Linked DNA regions of Homo sapiens: region 2 is linked to region 1. A link is an interaction called in ENCODE POLR2A ChIA-PET data of the cell type or tissue named here. Cell type or tissue: Caco-2. All regions are shown on one strand.

Region 1 (2,500 bases):
TGTTTTTAAGTTATGTTTGCTTTTTAATGCATATTACTTAGTTTAAGAGAGTCTACAGATCTTTACAGGGGTTGTGTAGATTTCAATGTCAGGAATACTGAGCAAGATCTGGTACTTGCAGAAAATAAAATGGGTCATCCAGAGGCAGCCAAATGAGCCAAGAGACATACTGTATCATCCCTCATTCACGGTTTAAAGCCAGAGGACTGTGTCTCTTCAGTAGAGAGGTCATTACACAAAAGAACAAAAAGATGAGGACAAAATGCCAATTCTTGCAAAATTACTTTCTTTGCAAGGAAGCTCATTTAAAATTCCATACCCTTCTTGACTTTTCCACTCCTGACTAGAGTGGACCTAGGGAAAGAAAAAGGGATGGCAGAGGAGTTGAGAAAATGGGTTCCAATCAGAAAATGCCAGAGAAGCGATTTGGCATAAAGTATTCAATTCTTTCCTTGGCTGATCTGATTAAGTTGAATAGAAGAGTCAAGAAAGATGACATATATGTCACTGAGTAGGGAGGTGTGTTAACAGATACACAATCACCAAAGACCTGGTCCATCAGCCCCAAAAGGCCGGAAGATTGCATCTATTATTTCCTTAGTCCTTTTCTGGGAGAAACCTCACCCTTCCCTGAAGGGTGAGGGTGATGAGTACAGCACTCTTTGGACAATTACTCATTTAACAAAGCATTTCCCAGTCCCTTTGCATTTCAGTAGGTGGAAATGAGGATATCATCATAAATGTCCATGCTTCACTCTGTTTAGTGGCTGAGTCTCATCTTGGAACCCTTGAATGAACTGAAACAAAAAAACAGATCATCGTCTGACTGCATTTTAAACACGTGGTGCTATTCTAAGTGGAAATTGTCTAGTTTAAACGGCTCTCCCAATGTTATCTTCAAAGAATGCACAAATCTATTTTCCTCCTATGCTTGAAATTGATTAATGTTGAAATACAGTCATTCATCTTCAAGACGGAGAAGATTTAGAAACTGAAAGCTTTTTAAGCGAAGATTCAAAACTTAATGGGAGGTGTTTTCTGCTCTAAGGGTGTATCTGATTTTCCTAGATATAGTTTTATCATCATCAAAACTGTGTGTACTTGAGTGGATAATATAAAAAGAAAGTTAGCCACTTATAAGATGTCTATCTTCAAAAGCTGGCAAGATATAAATAATATAAATTGTGCATATAAACAAATAACTATGGTAATTCAAACAACACACTAACGACTCCACTAACAGATATAGTCATTTATTTTTAAGTCAGCCTCAAAAATATACATTTGTATCTTTCATAGACTTTTCCCAAGCTTTTCATATTTTCTCCCATTTTAGTTACTGGCACGTTTTTCCATTGTGCCATTCATGCAAGAAGGCTGAGAATAATTCTAGGCTCTTTCATCTCACCTCTTACATTCAATCTTTCACCACGTCCTATTAGTTCTACTGCCTAGAAATCTTTTCAAATTCCACTTCTGATGCTTTATCCTCTGCCTTTACACCTTCTCTCCTGGAATTCCTCAATAGCTTTCTACTTTCTCTAGCTCCCTATATTTAATCCATCCACAATATAACCACAACCAAATTTCTAAATAAAGACGTGATTGACTTAAAGACCTTCAGTCATGCTATTACATTGACAGTCAAGCCAAAACGCCTTTCCACTGGGAGTAATGCCTGTTTCTTTCCATCTTCCCTCTCTAGCCATCATCTTTCCATATGCAGCAAGAACTCTAGGAACATTAAACTTCCTGCAGTTTCTTAAATGTGCTACACATGGTTTGTCCCTGATATCTTTAATTATACCTTCTCTGAAGATTAACTAAAGAAAGTTATTTTTCATTTCCCTCCTCTCCATTAAATGCATTCCTACCCACGCATATCTTCATATTCATGAAGACCTTTTATTCTTTGTTCAACCCTGAACTCAAATGTTTCCCCTTTCAGAAGCATTCTATGCTATGTCCGGAAGACTTTCTGTGTTCCCTCAACAAAGGGTTTCTACTTCTTCTTCATCACATACTACTTTCTCCAGTCTATTATCGATGAACATTTAGGTTGATTCCATGCCTTTGCTGTTGTGAATAGTGCTGCAGTGCGCATTTACATGCATGTGTCTTTATAGTAGGATGATTTATATTTTTCTGGGTATATACCCAGTAATGGAATTGCTGGATTGAATGGTAGTTCTGCTTTTAGCTCTTTGAGGAATCGCCATACTGCTTTCCAATGGTTATATTCCCACCAACAGTGTATACGGGTTTCCTTTTCTCCACAATCTCAGCATCATCTGTTATTTTTTGACTTTTGAGTAATAGCTATTCTGACTGGTGTGAGATGGTATCTCATTGTAGTTTTGATTTGTGTCTGTTTAATGATTACTGATGTTGAGCACTTTTTCATATGCTTGTTGGCTAAGTGTTACGTCCTCTTTTGAAAAGTGTCCGTTTATGTCCTTTGCCCACCTTTTAATGCAGTTGTTTGCTTTTTGTTTGTAAA
Region 2 (2,500 bases), 100 kb after region 1:
TAAATGGACTAAGCCCTCCAATGTAGGGAAATAGTGGCTGAATGGATAAAAAAACAAGACCCAACAATTTGTTGTCTACAAGAAACATACAACCTATGGAGGCACACATTAACTGAAAATAAAAGGATAGAAAAAATATTCTATGCAAATGGGTGCAGGAAAAGAGTAGTACTAGCTATACCTTATATTACACAAAATAGATGTCAAAACAAAACCTATAGGAGATGAAGGTCATTATATAATGATAAGTCAATTCAGCAAGAGGATATAATAATTGTAAATATATATGCATCCAACACTGAAGCACCCGGATGTATAAAGCAGATATTATTAGAGCTAAAGAAAGAGATGGACCTCAATATAATAATAGCTGGAGACTTTAACACTCCACTTTCAGCATTGAACAGATCAGCCAGACAGAAAATAAACACAGAAACATCAGACTTAATCTGCACAATAGACCAAATGGACCTAATAGATGTTCACAGAACATTTCATACAATGGCTGCAGAATATACATCTTTTCCTCAGCACAATAATCACTCATAGCATTCATTATTGTTGCCTACAGGTTCTGGAGAGGTGACTAGGGACTGGCACAGACCTTTAGCACAGTGCAGTCACCCGATGGAAAAGGGGCCAAATTGCCTTCCATACAGTTTCCTGTCCTCACATCTCACGGGCAGGGCCACCCAACCTGGGACTCCAGCACAACCACTCTGCTACCAACTGATCACTTCAATCAGAGGCAGCTCCACATTTCTCTAAGGAGGAAATCCTAGAGTCAACCCACAACTCCCCTGCCACTGCAGCTGCAGTGGTACTGCCATAACTGCCCTCAAGCTGTGGAAGAAACAAAGAACCTAGTCACTAGCACCTCCAGCACACAGCAACCACCATACAGAGACCAATACAGTCCCTCTACCCTGGGAATGCCCATCCCCCACTCTTTATCAAGCAGGAATCCTGGTTCAGAACCACAGAACAGCTACCCCACCCACAGCTGAGCATACCCAATGGTAGTGATTCTGAGTTTCCCTGGGGAGAGGCTCCCAGAGGCAATCAGTAGCCCCTCTGCCACTGCCACAGCAGCAGTTTTGCCCCTGCTGCCCTCAGTCTGGGGAAGAAATAAAGAGCCTGAGGGCTACACCAAGCATACAGCATGCCACAGTCACCATAAAGAGGAGAGACCAGTTTTTCTTCCTGGAGCCGTCAAGCCCCACCCCCCTTATCAAGCTGACCTCCCAGCTCAGGCTAGCAGTGCAGCTGCCCTGCCCTCTAGCTGAATACTTTCAGTACCAGTGACTGTGTTTCTTGGAGGTGGAGCTCCAAGGGGCAACTGAAAGCCCCTTGGCCACTGCCTCTGCAGTGGTACTGCCCCTGCTTCCCTCCCACTGGGCAAAGAACCAAGACTCTAAGTTCCTTATCCACCCTTCCAGCAAGCTGCAGTTTCCCTAAGGAAAAAAGGCCTGTCTCTCACAGGTCCCACCCCACTGCCCATTACCAGGCACCTGCTCCCCACTACCTAGCTGGGACCCACAGTGCAGCCCACCATCCCAGGCCAATCATACTGACTGATTGCAGCTCTGCATCTTTCTGGGGCACAACCACTGCTAAAGCCCCTTCCTGTGCTGCCTCCAATTTGGGGAGGGAACAGAAACCCTGACATCACCTCACAACTGCGCTGTGTAGCCCAGGAGTACTAAAGTAGTAATCTGCAGCCAGCACTCAAGTGGGGGAGTAGCCCACACATTCAGACCTTTAAGAGAGAGCAGAAGTGCAACTGTGAGGAAATACAGAAGAGCCATATAACTGAGCAAGAGCCTATCTACTGACCATTATGCTTAAGTGCCACCTACTGGATCACACCCCACAACTTCAACACCAAAAATACTTCACTAACACAGTTCTCAGTGAAACCAATGACAAGAAGTCAGCTACAAATAAAGACTTTGCATAAAGCCTCAGGCCTCTGAAAACATCCGCAAAAGAAGCCTACTCACTGTACCTGATTTACACTGCAGTTAAACGAACACCCAAACATGCAGAAGAGAAAAAAACAATACAAAAACTCAAAAGGCCAGACTTCTTCTGTCCTCCAAATGACTACATCAGTTCTCCAGAAAGGGTTGCTAACCAGGCAGATATAGCTAAAATGACAGAAATAGAATTCAGAATATGGATAGAAATAAAGATCAGTGAGATTCAAGAGTACATCCAAAACCAATCCAAAGAATCTATGAATCACAATAAAATGATACAGCAGCTGACAAACAAAATAGCTACTATAAAAAAACTAACAGACCTGATAGAGCTAAAAAATACACTACAAAAATTTCCTAATGCAATCACAAGTATTAATAGCAGAATAGACCATGCAGAGGAAAGTATCTCAGAGCTTGAGGACTGGATTTCTGAAATAATACAGTCAGACACAAAGAAAAAAAAGAATGAATAGAAATGAACAAAACCTCCAAGAAATATGGGATTCTGTAAAAAG

The links. ChIA-PET counts read pairs that join two places held together with the same protein. Peaks named below come from ENCODE experiments on the same cell type or tissue, not always from the same donor. Only the 100,000 strongest peaks of a DNase experiment are listed, where the experiment ranks them.
Region 2: POLR2A ChIA-PET joins it to region 1 with 5 read pairs; 2 of 35 experiments call an interaction of 5 or more read pairs at or near these places.

Annotation. Positions count from the first base shown.
Region 1 is chr2:166,727,923-166,730,422 of GRCh38, reverse strand. No RefSeq gene overlaps it. Among named protein-coding and RNA genes, the nearest start is that of XIRP2, 160 kb to the left of the region's middle. In Caco-2, no CTCF peak of the experiment used is centred here; no DNase peak of the experiment used is centred here.
Region 2 is chr2:166,627,391-166,629,890 of GRCh38, reverse strand. No RefSeq gene overlaps it. Among named protein-coding and RNA genes, the nearest start is that of SCN7A, 130 kb to the right of the region's middle. RefSeq lists an enhancer at 857-1,357. In Caco-2, no CTCF peak of the experiment used is centred here; a DNase peak (open chromatin) is centred at 1,210.